Linked DNA regions of Homo sapiens: all the other regions are linked to region 2. Evidence: chromatin loops called from intact Hi-C (ENCODE). Cell type or tissue: mammary epithelial cell. All regions are shown on one strand.

The links. A loop is a pair of places that touch in the nucleus more often than their neighbours do. Peaks named below come from ENCODE experiments on the same cell type or tissue, not always from the same donor. Only the 100,000 strongest peaks of a DNase experiment are listed, where the experiment ranks them.
Region 1: a loop joins it to region 2, with 6 times the contacts of the local background. A loop is called at or near these places in 8 of 110 quality-filtered maps.
Region 3: it touches region 2 in a loop (9-fold over the local background); 62 of 110 quality-filtered maps call a loop at or near these places.

Annotation. Positions count from the first base shown.
Region 1 is chr1:16,893,609-16,898,608 of GRCh38, forward strand. RNU1-2 (RNA, U1 small nuclear 2) reads left to right here and starts at 2,372; the gene lies at 2,372-2,535. RefSeq lists enhancers at 1,734-2,667, 2,668-3,600 and a silencer at 2,410-2,489. In mammary epithelial cell, no CTCF peak of the experiment used is centred here; DNase peaks (open chromatin) are centred at 2,613, 3,026, 3,363, 4,211 and 1 weaker place; H3K4me3 peaks cover 132 bases; H3K27ac peaks cover 801 bases.
Region 2 is chr1:16,618,690-16,623,689 of GRCh38, forward strand. It overlaps the pseudogene CROCCP2. Among named protein-coding and RNA genes, the nearest start is that of NBPF1, 7.6 kb to the left of the region's middle. RefSeq lists enhancers at 1-532, 533-1,200, 1,201-1,869. In mammary epithelial cell, a CTCF peak has its summit at 2,518 (motif pointing left); DNase peaks (open chromatin) are centred at 2,512 and 4,871; H3K27ac peaks cover 411 bases.
Region 3 is chr1:16,944,753-16,949,752 of GRCh38, forward strand. CROCC (ciliary rootlet coiled-coil, rootletin) reads left to right here. Exons shown (of 37, transcript NM_014675.5): 15 at 710-854; 16 at 1,507-1,653; 17 at 2,009-2,239; 18 at 3,579-3,772; 19 at 4,047-4,174. Among named protein-coding and RNA genes, the nearest start is that of CROCC, 25 kb to the left of the region's middle. In mammary epithelial cell, a CTCF peak has its summit at 2,946 (motif pointing left); DNase peaks (open chromatin) are centred at 3,869 and 4,479; H3K4me3 peaks cover 228 bases; H3K27ac peaks cover 1,520 bases.

The DNA.
Region 1 (5,000 bases), 270 kb after region 2:
AGGCCACCAAGTTAGAAGGATGAAAGCGGCCTGATTTCTAGTAAGATGTATGCCTCCTTAAATAATTACCAGCCATTATTCCAGAAGTCACAAGATTGGCAGCTTCCCCAGTTACTGCTGTGAAGAACATCACTATTGTAGAACCTAAGATTGGCCTCTTGAGATGTCTTTTCAGGCTTTGGCATTTCTGACTGCTGGATGGCACCATTTGGCCCGAAAATCAACCAGTCCCTTAGCCCCCACCCAGAAGCTGACTCCATGCAGGAGGGCCATTTTCCATGCCCCTGTGATTTCATCCCCAACGATCAGCACCACGCAAGCCCTAGCCCCCTCCCCACCAAACTATCTTTGAAAAACCCCTTACCTCCAAGCCTTCAGTGAGATTGCTTTGAGTAATAACTCTTGTCTCCCACATGTCGTGGCTGGCCTGTGTCAGTGAAACTCTTTCCTGCAGTGCCATGGTCTCCATGAATTGATTTTGTGTGTACATTGGGCAGGAAGAACCCATCAGGTAGTTACATCTGCAGGATGGTGCCAGTTCTTTCCACAAAGGCTGGTCAGATACCCAGAAAACATTTCTCCACTACTACCTGGACAATGTGTCTCCCTGTCAATCTCCAGGGAATGGGGCCTGGATCAAGTATTTAGTATTCAGCAGTTACTACACTGTCACCTAATCCCTCATTTTCAATATCTTGCCATGCCTTCCAGTGGCCTAACTGGCCACCATGCCACAGAATCTTTATGGTCTCCAAGGAGAACTCTCTACTTGATGTTTTGTGATTTGAGCAATGGAATAGAATCTGATACTGGTGGGCTGGGGGAGGTACCCGGACACTGGTGGGATCTCGACCCCAGCCGTGGTGTCCAGGCTCTTGACACCATCGCGAGAACAAAGTCAAAGATGAGTCAGCAGATAGTGAAAGAAGAGATTTATTGCAAAGCAAAAAGTACACACTCAAGAAAGGGGAGTTCAGGCATACCCAAGAGAGAACAATGGATTCTGGGGTTTCATCTTGATGGGTTTCTTTAACCAAGGAGTGGAATGTTCATGAAAATTCCTGGGTAAAGGTGGAGATTTCTCGGAACTGTGGTGCCATCCATTTTTACATCAAATATTGGTCTCAGAACTGTCATGGCACTGGCGGGTGTGTGATTTAGTATGTTAATGAGCATATAATGAGGGCCTAGGTAAAACCTCCGTCAAATCCAGCACCACATTGGGTCCACTCAGCCTTAGCCAGCTTGGTCCACACCCTGGTTTTTCAGCGTCTTAACAGCCCACAGCCTCAAGTCATGTAAATCTGCTGCCTAGAATTTGTTATCCTGTGACCACCCTGTAGTATTCCTGTCTGAAATCTACTTGTAAATATTCAAATGGTCTTTCACTTGGGCATTCCAACTTTGCTTACTTCACAGTGTTTCCTGCGTAATATATAAGAAAAGATGATCCAGACATTGTTAAACATCTCAAATAAGATGTAGCCCAGGTATTTGTGTCAAATTTGGATTATTTTGATTTCGTCTTTGCAGAATATAAAAAACTAACATGAGGTAAGCACTAAGGTGTGGAGATGGCTGTGCAAGAGATGACAAAGTCCAGCACCACGCTTGAGAGTGTCCAATCATCTCTTCTGGGGCAGCATAGTTTTCTACAATACTGATTTTGGAAAAAAAATCAAAAAAAAAAAACCTACAAGATTCATGAAACTGGACAACTGTCTTTATAACATTACCAGTGATAAAACCAGTAAGGAAGGCTGGTTTGCAGTCATCTGAGCAGCCTCTTTACTTTCATAAACATGGTTTCTCTCGGCTTCCAATTGCAAGTGGAATGCTGCATCACAGGGATAAAGATGTGAAGAGAACCGGTTTCTTCTGTAATCCGAAACATTCTAGTCTGCGAATTAAAAGCCATTATTTGAAGAAGGATGCCCCGGCTCCATCTGGCCACCGAAAGGTTGCTCCTTAACACAGGCTAAGGACCAGCTTTTTTGGGAGAGAACAGACGCAGGGGCGGGAGGGAAAAAGGGAGAGGCAGACGTCACTTCCTCTTGGCGGCTCTGGCAGCAGATTGGTCAGTTGAGTGGCAGAAAAGCAGACGGGGACTGGGCAAGGCACTGTCGGTGACATCACGGACAGGGCGACTTCTATGTAGATGAGGCAGCGCAGAGGCTGCTGCTTCGCCACTTGCTGCTTCGCCACGAAGGAGTTCCCCTGCCCTGGGAGCGGGTTCAGGACCGCGGATCGGAAGAGAGAATCCCAGCTGTGTGTCAGGGCTGGAAAGGGCTCGGGAGTGCGCGGGGCAAGTGACCGTGTGTGTAAAGAGTGAGGCGTATGAGGCTGTGTCGGGGCAGAGCCCGAAGATCTCATACTTACCTGGCAGGGGAGATACCATGATCACGAAGGTGGTTTTCCCAGGGCGAGGCTTATCCATTGCACTCCGGATGTGCTGACCCCTGCGATTTCCCCAAATGTGGGAAACTCGACTGCATAATTTGTGGTAGTGGGGGACTGCGTTCGCGCTTTCCCCTGACTTTCTGGAGTTTCTAAAAGTAGACTGTACGCTAAGGGTCATATCTTTTTTTGTTTTGGTTTGTGTCTTGGTTGGCGTCTTAAATGTTAATCCTACAGTGGAGGGCTGGCGAATAGGAAGTAACATGTCGCCTGCACGCCATAGGAGAAAAAGCGAGCATCAGCCGTATCGGCTTTGTAACACAAATTAGCTATCGTGAAGTCCGCTCAGCTCTTCCCTTTCTACCCTGGCTGCTTTTTGCAGGGATTGGTCCGTGGTCTCCAGTCTCTTGGGTTCTCACCCTGTGTGAAAATCTTCCTGTTTTTCCCTACCCCCCAAGTCACCTCTTACACAGCCTCTGCTTCCAAGCGCAGCCCCCACAGGAGTTTGTAGGATTTCTGTGCTAGCGGGGAGTGTGTTCTCACCTCATAGAGCCAGGTAGAAACTACGCAGATGGGTGCTGTTCTCCAGGAAGAAAGCAGGGCCTTTGGGGCTCTCAGTGTCCCCGTTGGGTTGTAGACATAACACGCTTACTTTGCGTAGGGGAACGGCTCTGCCGGCCCCCAGGTGCCCTCGCGCATATTCATGGAGGCCCGTAGGTCAGAACCGCAGTCTCACCTGTCTTGGCGGAAATGCCCTGCGATCCTCCCGGAGATAGAAGGCGGGAAGTTTTATGAGGAGCCAGGTACAGTTTCCCTACTATCTCCGGCAGTTCATATATCTAGTGTTTCTTCAGACTTTATTTAAGCGACAGCTTCTTGTTTGATGTCTCGCTCCCACATCCTACATCCATTGCCAGGCAACTTTCTAGATAGCACCCAGACCCATCCTTCCCACCCCCAAGCAGCCGTTTCCTATTTCTGGTGCCAGTGTCCTCCCCAGTCCCTCTTTCTTCAGGCCCTCGCTTATCACCTTCATGGACAGAAAATACTTAGCTCTCTCTCAACCTGCGGTTTATACCTGACACGCGTCAGTACCCTGACAAATTCCTTAATACCCTTTCTCAAATGGCACTGAAAATGCATTTCTTTTTAACTCCCAGAAGTATCTAATTGGTTTTGTCCCTGAACTACATGAATACTAGTATTCCACTACAGAGGAAAACCCCAGGCCTAGCGATGGCGGTTCTGGGCATTGTGCCAGCCTCTCCCAGGGTATGTTTTCTGACATCACCTACTTTTGATCAACTGAGGTCAGGAGTTCGAGACCACCCTGACCAACATGGCGAAACTCCGTCTCTACTAAAAATAAAAATAAAAATAAATTGCCGGGCATGGTGGTGTGGGTCTGTAATCCCAACTACTCGGGAGGCTGAGGCAGGAGAATCGCTTGAACCCGGCAGGCGGAGGTTACAGTGAGCCGAGATCGTGCCATTGCACCCCAGCCTGGGCAATAGAGTGAGACTCTGTCTCAAAAAAAAAAAAAAAAAAATTAGTCCATCTGAGACATTGTTGTTGGAGACAGTAGAATCCTGCATCCAACAGGCACTTGGTGCAGATCTGAACCCATTGAGCTATTGGCTCATGTTCCCTATGTTCTATTAAGTATCATGAGCAGAAATTGAGCTCTTTGGCTTTTACCCACTGAGTATGGCTATAGGACAGGTCTCTCTCTCTCTCTCTCTCTCTCTCTCTCTCTCTTTCTCATTATTTGCATCATTATTTTTTGCCATCAGTGTGGGTTTTTGGTTTTGAGGCTATGAAGTGAATTTCTGGGGACAATCTCTGTTGGGTCGTGTTGACAAGGATCCAGTCCCTGTTTGGTGATACATGACAGCTAATCTGGTCTGTGAGTCTTCTTTATTGTCTATTTATTGTCCTGAGAATAATGGTATTTCCTGAAATTTGAGACTGCAGCAATGATAAGTTGTTCAGATCTTGTCTTTCCAATGTTTGGTAAAAATTTTATAGGCCCAATTGTTGTCAATATCTGCAAGAGTGGCATCTCTATTACAAGAGTGATCTTACTACTCAATGTCCCCCCTCCCACCCAACTTCATTTCCTAGGGGCTCTTGGCTTTAACGAATTTACTGTATCTAAAAGACATCTTAGTACAGGAAGAAAACTAAATCTGTAGCATGTAAGGAGCAGTTTTCTTTGATTGGTATATTCAGGTTTCTAACCAGCTGAAAAATTCAAATACATGTCCTTTAAGGATTAAGTTTAAACTACACTACAGAAAGAAGAGAAAAGATTTATATGATCACATATAAGCAATGGAATCAGCAATATGAGCACTTTTCACAACTATATAAATCAAATTTAGTAATCTCCAGAACATTAAGGAAGTTCAGCCCTTAATGAAAATGAATGAAAAGAAATTATTCACCCACTGTTACATGCCCTGGAAAGAGAATGCCCTGCAGGACTCAAAAGGGTACCACAATATTACTCAGATTTTCAGCAATGAAGGCCCTCCAAGGATCTAATGATACTCATATTTTCAGTTTATTTCCTTCACTGATAAACATTGTTAATAGATACC
Region 2 (5,000 bases):
AATAACAGATGACAATTATTGAGCATTTATGGCATTCTTACAGGCATTACCTTATTTAAAGTTCAGAACTACCAAGGAAAAGAGTAACTTGTGGCAGGCGTGAGAGGTTCCGAGGCACAAAAGGAAGATAGGCATTCAAGGAACACCAGGATAGAAGACCCAGAGTAGGAGAAGAGAGAGGAAGAGGAGTCCGCCAGATGGGATGCTGGAAACCGCGGGATAGCTCGGTGGAGAGAGGGCGCTCCTGCTCCGCAAGCCTCCCTACGACGGCAGGCCTACCCGGTCCTGCTCCTGCCGGCTCTGGGCATCTGGTTTCTGCCGCTCCATCTCCAGGGAGATGGTGGCCAGGCTGTGCCGTGTACCCATCAACTTCTCTGACAGCGCCATCTTCTCAGACTCCTTCAGAGACAAGGCCTGGGCAGAGGCAGGGGACAAAGGGCTTGGGGGATGGGCTGGTCCTGGGGGCATGCTCAGGCTTCTTGCTGCCTAGGAAATGTGCCCACTGGGGGCTTAGAGGCCTGAGTGTGCCACTGCAGGTGGACCCAGGGCAGACATGCAGCCCTGGAAAAGGGCACAACGGCAGTCACAAGAATCCCGGACGTGGATACCACTCATAGAGCTCACTAACCCGCCACAGCACCCTGACTGCAGAGTCTTTCTTTCTACCCATCTTACAGATGAGGAAACTGAGGCTCAAGGAGGTAAAGTGACTCGCCCAGGTACACAGCTGGTGAGGAGAGGAGATGGGCACAGTCTGCCCTGTCTCCGTTACATTATAGGAAAGTTAGGGATTTGTTATTTGGGGGGACACGTCAGCTGATGCCTGTGGGCATCGTGGGGACTGCTCAGAAGGCAGCCATGAGGATCCATGCCCAGCGTGGGGTGGGACGAGGCATGGGAGAATATGGAACAGCTTTCCTGGTGTCACGACTGTCACTGTCACTCAGTAAGTGCTCACTGTGTGCCAGGCATGGAGCACAGCAAAGCCTCACGAACCCCCTTCTAATCCTCCCCTCCTGCAGGTAAGGAAACTGAGGCCCCCAAGAGGGCAGTGGCCTGCCCCAGGGCTCCTAGCTGCCAAGTGGCAGAGCAGGGCCCGGCCCCAGAACTGGAGCAGCTCAGAGAGCAGCAGAGGCCACGCCAGGGCTCACGAACCTGCTGCTTCTCGCTCTCGGCCAGGAGGAGGCCCTCGTCATGCTCCTGCTGCAGGGCAGCAATCTCCTCACTCAGCTGTTCCTTCTCAGCCTTCCGCCGGGCCAGCAGCTCCTCCTGCTCACGCTGCAGCTGACTCTGCAGCTGGGCCCGCTCGGCCTCCAGCTCCCGCCATGCTGCCTCCTAGGGGGCCAGGACTGGACGCGTGTGACACACCAGGAGGGGCCCAGGCAGACCCCCCAAAACATCAGGGCAGCAAGAGCCATCTGGCCCCCATACCCTCAGAGATGGAGGGTGACCAGGTAAATACAAGGGACTGATAAGGGCTATGACGGGGACACGCCAGGGCCGTGAAAGTGCCAAGGAGCAGCAGTGGGCTGGCCTGGGGGTCCGAACATGATCCCCTGCGGAGAGACAAGTAACTGTCAGCCAGGTAAGGAGAGAAAAGACCACCCCAGGCCAAGAGCACAGCCCCTGGAAAGGACTACAGGATGCAGGGTGCAGAGGGAAACAGGGCACGGTGAGTCACAGGGCCAGAGCCCCAGGCAGTGGCTGGGCCAGGACAGGCCGTGTGGGCCATGGGGATTCTAAGGACAGTGAGGGGAGTGGGAGAGAGGACTCGAGCCAAGGTGACAAGGAGCAATCTGATTTTTAGCTTAGGGGATGTTCCGACAGCTGTGGAAGAGGGATTGGGGTTGGGATGGAGGAGAGTTAGGACTGGCTGTGAGGAATGAAGGGGGTCAGGGGTTGCCAGAGGAGCTGGAGAGAAGAACACAGATTTGGGGACATTAATGAGGCCAAGCCAGGCAATGCAAAGGGCAAGAAGAGCAAGGGGGAGGTCACAGTTCAGATCCCTGGGGACTGGACAGGCGGGCAGGCAGAGCCCACAGGCAAATAGCAGCCCACCCGGGGAGCCCGAGGGCAGGTGCCTGCCTCAGCAGTTGTCCCTAGCAACTCTGTGAGAAGCAGACAGAGCTGCCACTTCTTTTTTTTTTTTTTTTTTAGACAGAGTCTCGCTCTGTCACCCAGGCTGGAGTGCAGTGGCGTGATTTTGGCTCACTGCAACCTCTGCCTCCCAGGTTGAAGCGATTCTTCTGCCTTACCCTCCCAAGTATCTGGGACTACAGGCGCGTGCCACCATGCCCAGCTAATTTTTTGTGATTTTAGGAGAGATAGGGTTTCACTGTGTTAGCTAGGATGGTCTCGATCTCCTGACCTCGTGATCCGCCCACCTCAGCCTCCCAAAGTGCTGGGATTACAGGCATGAGTCAGCACGCCCGGCCAAGCCACCCCTTCTTTAAGAGCTTCACCATAGCTCATGCCTGGAATCCCAGCACTTTCGGAAAGAGCTTTACCGCCCCCTGATGGAGAAGCGTGATAACCACCACCCAAGGCCATGGGGACTGCAGGGTGAGTGGCATGCCCTGGAGCCATGTAGTCATAGCCTGCACCTCTGTCAGAGGAAGCCCTGTCTAGGATTTGGTGGCTGAGGGCCCCTGTTCTGAGGGCCACTCTGGAGAGCATGCCAGTGCCAGCAATCATAACTCATGGAGCATTTGCTAAGTACCAGTCACTATGTTAAGCCCTCTATGCAGATGGTCTCAGCTCATCCTCAATACCTTCCACTATCCTATCCCTATTTCTACAGGTGGGGAAATGAAGGCACAGACACCTTGGGTAGCATCACCAGTAAGCGACCAAGATTAGATTCAAACCCAGGCAATATAACCCCAGAGTCAGTGTTCTAGTAACTTCCCTGGCCCCTTGCCTTTCTACATGCTCAGGTCTGCGTGGCCCTTCATATGGAAACTTCTTAGCAAATGAAAGTGCTTTCCTGCTGTGCATTAGGTCAACATTTCCCAAATGTGGTTGTGGACCCTCTGCATCAGGATTACCAGGGCTGGACCAGATTTGGGACCTGGGTATCTGAATGTCTAATAAGGACCACAACCTCCCCACCACCCCTCCAGTCCTCCCAGCTGTCCCCAGGGCCTCCACAACAGAGAGGGAGTCCCATTTCACAGATGTACAGACCGAGGCAGAGCAAGAACGATGATGAAACACTGGCTCAGACTTCTGCCCACCCCTCCCCAGCTGCCTGAACCTTTTCACGCTGGAGTCACTGTAAGTCCTCCTCCTGGGCTGCCCACTGCTCCCGCAGAGAGGCCTGGGCCTCCCGCTCAGCCTGCACCAGCTTCTGGGCCATCAGCTCCTTGTCTAGACTGGCTTTCTCCTGCGTAGCTATTATTTGCTGCCGCAGGCCCGCCAACTCCCCTGCACGAGAGGAATGGGGGAAAGGGCAGGGTTGGGTTGAAATTTTTCCTTGGGCCAGCAGACTTAGGCCAGTTGAGCCATATGGGCAAAATCCCAGAGGCAGAGGGCCTGCCTGGCATCCAGTTTGGGTCCTCTTGAAGAAGTGGCTTGTCCTCTCTGGGCCTCAGTTTCCCTATCTGCTACATGGGCCCACTGGCCCTGACCCCTTTCCTGCCTACCTAGAATGGCATTAAAGGCATAAAATGACTGATGAGAAGGCCTCCCAAATGGGACGGATGTCAAACATATAACAACCCTAGGCCAGGTGCCATGGCTCACTCCTGTAATCCCAGCACTTTGGGAAGCTGGGGCAGGTGGATCACCTTAGGTAAGGAGTTCAAGACCAGCCTGGCCAACACGGTGAAACCCTGTCTCTACTAAAAATACAACAATTAGCTGGGCATGGTGGCGGACGTATGTAGTCCTAGCTACTTGGGAGGCTGAGGCAGGAGAATCGCTTGAACCCAAGAGGCAGAAGTTGCAGTGAGCTCAGATCGCACCACTGCACTCCAACCTGGGCGACAAGAGTGAGACTCTGTCTCAAAAAATCAAACAGGCTGGGCGCGGTGGCTCATGCCTGTAATCCCAGCACTTTGGGAGGCCGAAGTGGGCAGATCACCTGAGGTCGAGAGTTCGAGACCAGCTTGACCAACATGGTGAAACCCCGTCTCTACTAAAAATACAAAATTAGCCAGGCATGGTGGCGCGTGCCTGTAATCCCAGCTACTTGGAAGGCTGAGGCAGGAGAATCGCTTGAACCTGGGAGGCGGAGGTTGAGGTGAGCCAAAATCGCGCCATTGCACTCCAGCCTGGGCAACAAGAGTGAAACTCCATCTCAAAACAAACAAACAAAAACAAACAAACAAACAAAAACCCTATTACTGACTCAGCACTTACTATGCGTCAAGCACCCAGCTAAGTATTTTAGACATAACCTCATTTTGTCTTCATAACATGCCTATGTAGTTTATCCTCATCCCCGTTTAACAGATGATGAAATGGAGGATCAGAGGAGATCAGCAGCAACTTCCCACAGCTGCACAGCTACACATAAAGCATCTCCTTTAATGACTGACATGAACATACCTGTCAAGCATTAACTATCAGCATTAATGGAAACGACTACAGGGAATGGAAATGGTATAGCCATCATCTAAAAACCATCTCCCGGGTTGGAAACCCACCAGCATTTCCCTTCCTGGTTCTGTCTGGCTCAGGTGTACATGGACAGGAAAATTAATTTCCATGACCCAAGTAGGTGCTTAGTTAATGTTAGATGAGCAGAAAGAAGCCCTGAGTTCAGAGATTCGATGGGGAACGGTGCAGGGAAGTGGGGCTCGGATTCTGGGGCCAAGAGAGTCATCTGAAAACCACAGAGAACTCAGACTAACAGGCCTGATGACCGATGAACAGCAGTTACTGTTGACTCAGCCAGGCACCGTGCCACGGCCTTACACGCTTTTCCCATGTCATCCTGGCAACAGGCTTAGAAGGTGGGCATTGCCACCTCCAATCATCAGCTGAGGAATCTGCAG
Region 3 (5,000 bases), 330 kb after region 2:
AAGAGCCAGGATTTGAACCCAGACATTCTGCCTTCAGAGTTAACCTCTTCACCACTGCGCTGCTTACCTCTCAGGGACGTGATCGATGATGATGTTTAGTAGACTGTGGTGGAGCATGTTATTCTTGTTTCTGAAGGTCCTTGGGGAGATGTGTCAGGCACTATTTTAAGCACATGTGAAGTTTGTATCCTTAAAACAGGCCGGGCGCAGTGGCTCACGCCTGTAATCCCAGCACTTTGAGAGGCCAAGGCAGGCAGATCGCCTGAGGTCAGGAGTTCCAGACCAGCCTGACCAACGTGGAGAAATCCCGTCTCTACTAAAACTACAAAAATTAGTCAGGCGTGGTGGTGAGCACCTGTAATCCCAGCTACTCGGGAGGCTGAGGCAGGAGAATTGCTTGAACCTGGGAGGCAGAGGTTGCAGTCAGCCAGGATCGCACCACTGTACTCCAGCCTGTGTGACAGAGCAAGACTGTGTCTCAAAAAAACAAACAATGTCACGAGGTAAGTGTTACCTCATTTTGCAGATGTGAAAACGGAGGCCCAGGGTCATGGAGCTAAGCGGTAGTGGGCTTGGTTGCCCTGTGGCTCAGGCTGTTTCTCTCCAAACTCCTGCCTCAGGCCTGGTCCCCAGCCCAGCATCTCGCTGGCTACAGGAGGTTCGGGGCAGGAAAGTGACATGGGCCACCCACCCACCCTTTGTCCCACAGCCATAGACAACTAGAGCAGCTGGAAGGGAAGCGCTCAGTCCTGGCCAAGGAGCTGGTGGAGGTGAGGGAGGCGCTGAGCCGCGCCACACTGCAACGGGACATGCTGCAGGCCGAGAAGGCCGAGGTGGCCGAGGCGCTGACCAAGGTGGGTCCCTGTCTGCTGCACAACCACAAACCTACCTCTGACCCCCAGCCCCAAGCCTTGTCACTCTGGCACAGACTGGTCCCAGTGTCAGGCAGACCTCTGAGCCTGGTCACAGACTGACCCCTTCCTTCTGGATACAGGCTGATCTTTGTCACAGGCCACAGACCTCTGGACCTCTGGTCCCAGCCATAAGTGGACTGACCTCTCTTTATGGCCGTATCCCTGCTCTTCTGGATGCTCCTGGGGGCAATGCCTATAGCTCAGGGTCATCCAGTGCCTGAGACTCAGCTCCTGGGGTCTGAGAGTTGTGGCCACAGCGCAGAGGGTCCTTGGCAGGGGGGCCTGCGCTGTCCGCTGCAGCCTGGGCTCTGAGCAGTGCTATCCCTAGACCCTACTCAGGGGATCCTCTGAACTCTGGCCCTGCCCTGCAGCTTGAGCTATTTTTGCACAGCTCTGTGGTGTGTGGCTTTTAAATGGCTCATAAGCAGCAGGCTTTCTGCGGTGATTTTTTTTTTTCCATCTCACACTGTGTCCCCTCCTTGTCTCCCCTACCCTGTCTCTGAGGGTCCATCTCTCTGGGTCTCTTCTTGGGCCTCCTCACCTCCTCCCGACCTTTCTGCCTTTCCTCATTTCTCGGGGCCTGACCCTGCAGGCTGAGGCTGGCCGCGTGGAGCTCGAGCTCTCCATGACCAAGCTGAGGGCAGAGGAGGCCTCCCTGCAGGACTCCCTGTCCAAGCTGAGCGCCCTCAACGAGAGCCTTGCTCAGGACAAGTTGGATCTGAACCGCCTTGTCGCCCAGGTACGCTGTGCACCTGCGGGCCCACCTGCCTTGCCCACCCATCCTCCCCACTCAGTGAGGCACCCCGGGCCCAGCCCTGTACCTGTCTTGGCCCCTGCCTCCCTTTCTGTCCCTGGTTCTCTGTCTGTCTCTGGTTCTCTGTCTGTCTGTCTATCCCCTCTAGGCGTCAAAGCACAGAAGTTCCATGGGCCCTCCTCATCTCCCCCTCCCCAGTGTCCCATACACCCAAGGGCACTGTCCCTCATTCCCTGGGAGCCTCCCCTGGGCTATTGTTGCTGGTGGGTGGGTGGAGGAGGCGTCCTGGTCCTGGGAGGGACGCCCTGCTCACGAGGCCCCACTCCTACCTGGCCTCCAGCTGGAGGAAGAAAAGTCCGCCCTGCAGGGCCGGCAACGGCAGGCAGAGCAGGAGGCCACAGTGGCGCGGGAAGAGCAGGAACGGCTAGAGGAGCTGCGGTTGGAGCAGGAGGTGGCGCGGCAGGGCCTGGAGGGCTCCCTACGAGTGGCGGAGCAGGCCCAGGAGGCATTGGAGCAGCAGCTCCCCACGCTGCGCCATGAGCGCAGCCAGCTGCAGGAGCAGCTAGCGCAGGTGGGCAAAGCTGTGTGTGGGGGTGGTGTGGAGAGCATGTGGGGCAGGCCGGGCTCCCAGCCCCCTGCATCCAGTCCTGGGTTAAGTCACAGGCACTGGAGCCTGCTTCTGGGTTAAATCCAGCCCCACTTCTGCTAGCTGGGGACCTTGGACAAGCTGCCCAATCTCCCATACCTCAGTTGCCCCATCTATAACATGGGGCCAGCCAGGCGCAGTGGCTCACGCCTATAATCCCAGCACTTTGGGAGGCCGAGGCGGGTGGATCACCTGAGGTCCGGAGATCAAGACCATCCTGGCTAACACGGTGAAACCCTATCTCTACAAAAAATTAGCTGGGCGTGGTGGCACGCGCCTGTAGTCCCAGCTACTTGGGAGGCTGAGGCAGGAGAATCGCTTGAACCCAGGAGGCAGAGGTTGCAGTGAGCCAAGATCATGCCACTGCACTCCAGCCTGGGCAACAGAGCAAGACTCCGTCTCAATAATAATAATAATAATAATAATAATAATAATGATACAGATTAATAATAGGTGGAGACTTTTTAGAATTGGAATCTTAGACTTTTGGGAACATCACATCTGGAAGAGACCTTAATGTTTCAGGGATCCAGGGACCTTCATGCAAGGTCTATCCTGGAGCGCCTAGGTTTCTGGGAGGGGCCTCTAGAGGATGGGGTAGGGGGTGCAGGAAGCAGGGTGCAGGTCTCCACCTTGAGGCCTGCCGAGCAGCTGCACTTGGGTCTGGTTTATATATTCAGCTTCTCTGCAAGTTTAGAGTAATACAAGGGTTCTGTTACTCCCAGAGCTGAGTGAGGGCCCTCATTTTTTTTGTTTCATTTTGTTTTGTTTTTGTTGTTGTTTTTTTTTCCAGACAGAGTCTTGCTCTGTTGCCCAGGCTGGAATGCAGTGGCACGATCTGGGCTCACTGCAACCTCCGCCTCCAGGGTTTAAGCTGTTCGCCTGCCTCAGCGTCCCAAGTAGCAGGGACTACAGGCGTGCACCACCACGCCCGGCTAATTTTTGTATTTTTAGTAGAGACAGGGTTTCACCCCGTTGGCCAGGCTGGTCTTGAACTCCTGACCTCAAGTGATCCACCTGCCAAAGTGCTGGGATTATAGGCACGCACCACCGTACCTGGCTGGGCCCTGGTTTTTGTACACACGTGCATTGCAGATCTAGAGAAGGTCATGACTTGCCCAAGTACATGTAGCACATCAGGGCAGACCCTGGGCTCAAACCCAGGCCTTCTGCCAGGACTGGGTTAGGCCCAGAGTTGGGGTGCTGCACGATGAACAAGCTGGGGGACGCTGGGAGTGCTACTCAGTCTCTGGGTGGGGGCCAGCTCTCCCGGCAGCTGAGCGGGCGGGAGCAGGAGCTGGAGCAGGCCCGGCGGGAGGCCCAGCGGCAAGTGGAGGCGCTGGAGCGAGCGGCCCGTGAGAAGGAGGCGCTAGCCAAGGAGCACGCTGGCCTGGCTGTGCAGCTGGTGGCTGCGGAGCGTGAAGGCAGGACCCTGTCAGAGGAGGCCACACGCCTGCGGTAAGGCCTTGGGCTCTGCCCAACCCGCCCTGGGGGGTCCTCCTGGGGCCACACCATGACCAGCCACACGCAGGCACGGGCCCCCAGGGGCAGTTACTAAGGAGTCTGGCTTGCCGACTCGTCCTAGCTGTGGCTCAGGCTTCCCCAGGGAGTGTGGGCCTGGCCAGGCAGGTAGATTGGCACTTGGCCCATGCCTGGCCACTCCCTGAGATCCACAGTTTCCTGGGGCCAGGGAGGCTGAGTCCCAGGGCCTCAGGGACTGTATGTGCTGCAGCTTGGAGAAGGAAGCCCTGGAGGGCAGCCTGTTTGAGGTGCAACGGCAGCTGGCCCAGCTTGAGGCCCGCCGGGAGCAGCTGGAAGCCGAGGGGCAGGCCCTGCTGCTGGCCAAGGAGACCCTGACTGGTACGAGGGGCTGGGGACTTGGGGGGAACACCAGGTTCCAGCCCAGACTGCAGCCTCCCAAGGTCTGGGGTCTCACAGAAGTTGGGAGCACTGGAGTAGGAGTCTGGCTGGCCTGGGTTCCAGTCCTGTGCCACCACTTAGATCTCACCTTCCCTTGAGCAAGCCCCTTTCCTCTCTGGGCTGCAGATTCCTCAGCTGATGATTGGAGGTGGCAATGCCCACCTTCTAAGCCTGTTGCCAGGATGACGTGGGAAAAGCGTGTAAGGCCGTGGCACGGTGCCTGGCTGAGTCAACAGTAACTGCCGTTCATCGGTCATCAGGCCTGTTAGTCTGAGTTCTCTGTGCTTTTCAGATGACTCTCTTGGCCCCAGAATCCCAGCCCCACTTCCCTGCACCGTTCCCATCCAGTCTCTGAACTCAGGGCTTCTTTCTGCTCACCTAACATTAACTAAGCACCTACTTGGGTCATGGAAATTAATTTTCCTGTCCATGTACACCTGAGCCAGACAGAACCAGGAAGGGAAATGCTGGTGGGTTTCCAACCCGGGAGATGGTTTTTAGATGGTAGCTATACCATTTCCATTCCCTGTAGTCATTTCCATTAATATAAATAGTTAACGTTTGACGGGTATGTTCATGTCAGTCATTAAAGGAGATGCTTTATGTGTAGCTGTGCAGCTGTGGGAAGTTGCTGCTGATCTCTGAGCCTCCATTTCATCATCTGTTAAATGGGGATGAGGATAAACTACATAGGCATGTTATGAAGACAAAATGAGGTTATGTCTAAAATACTTAGCTGGGCGCTTGACCCATAGTAAGTGCTCAG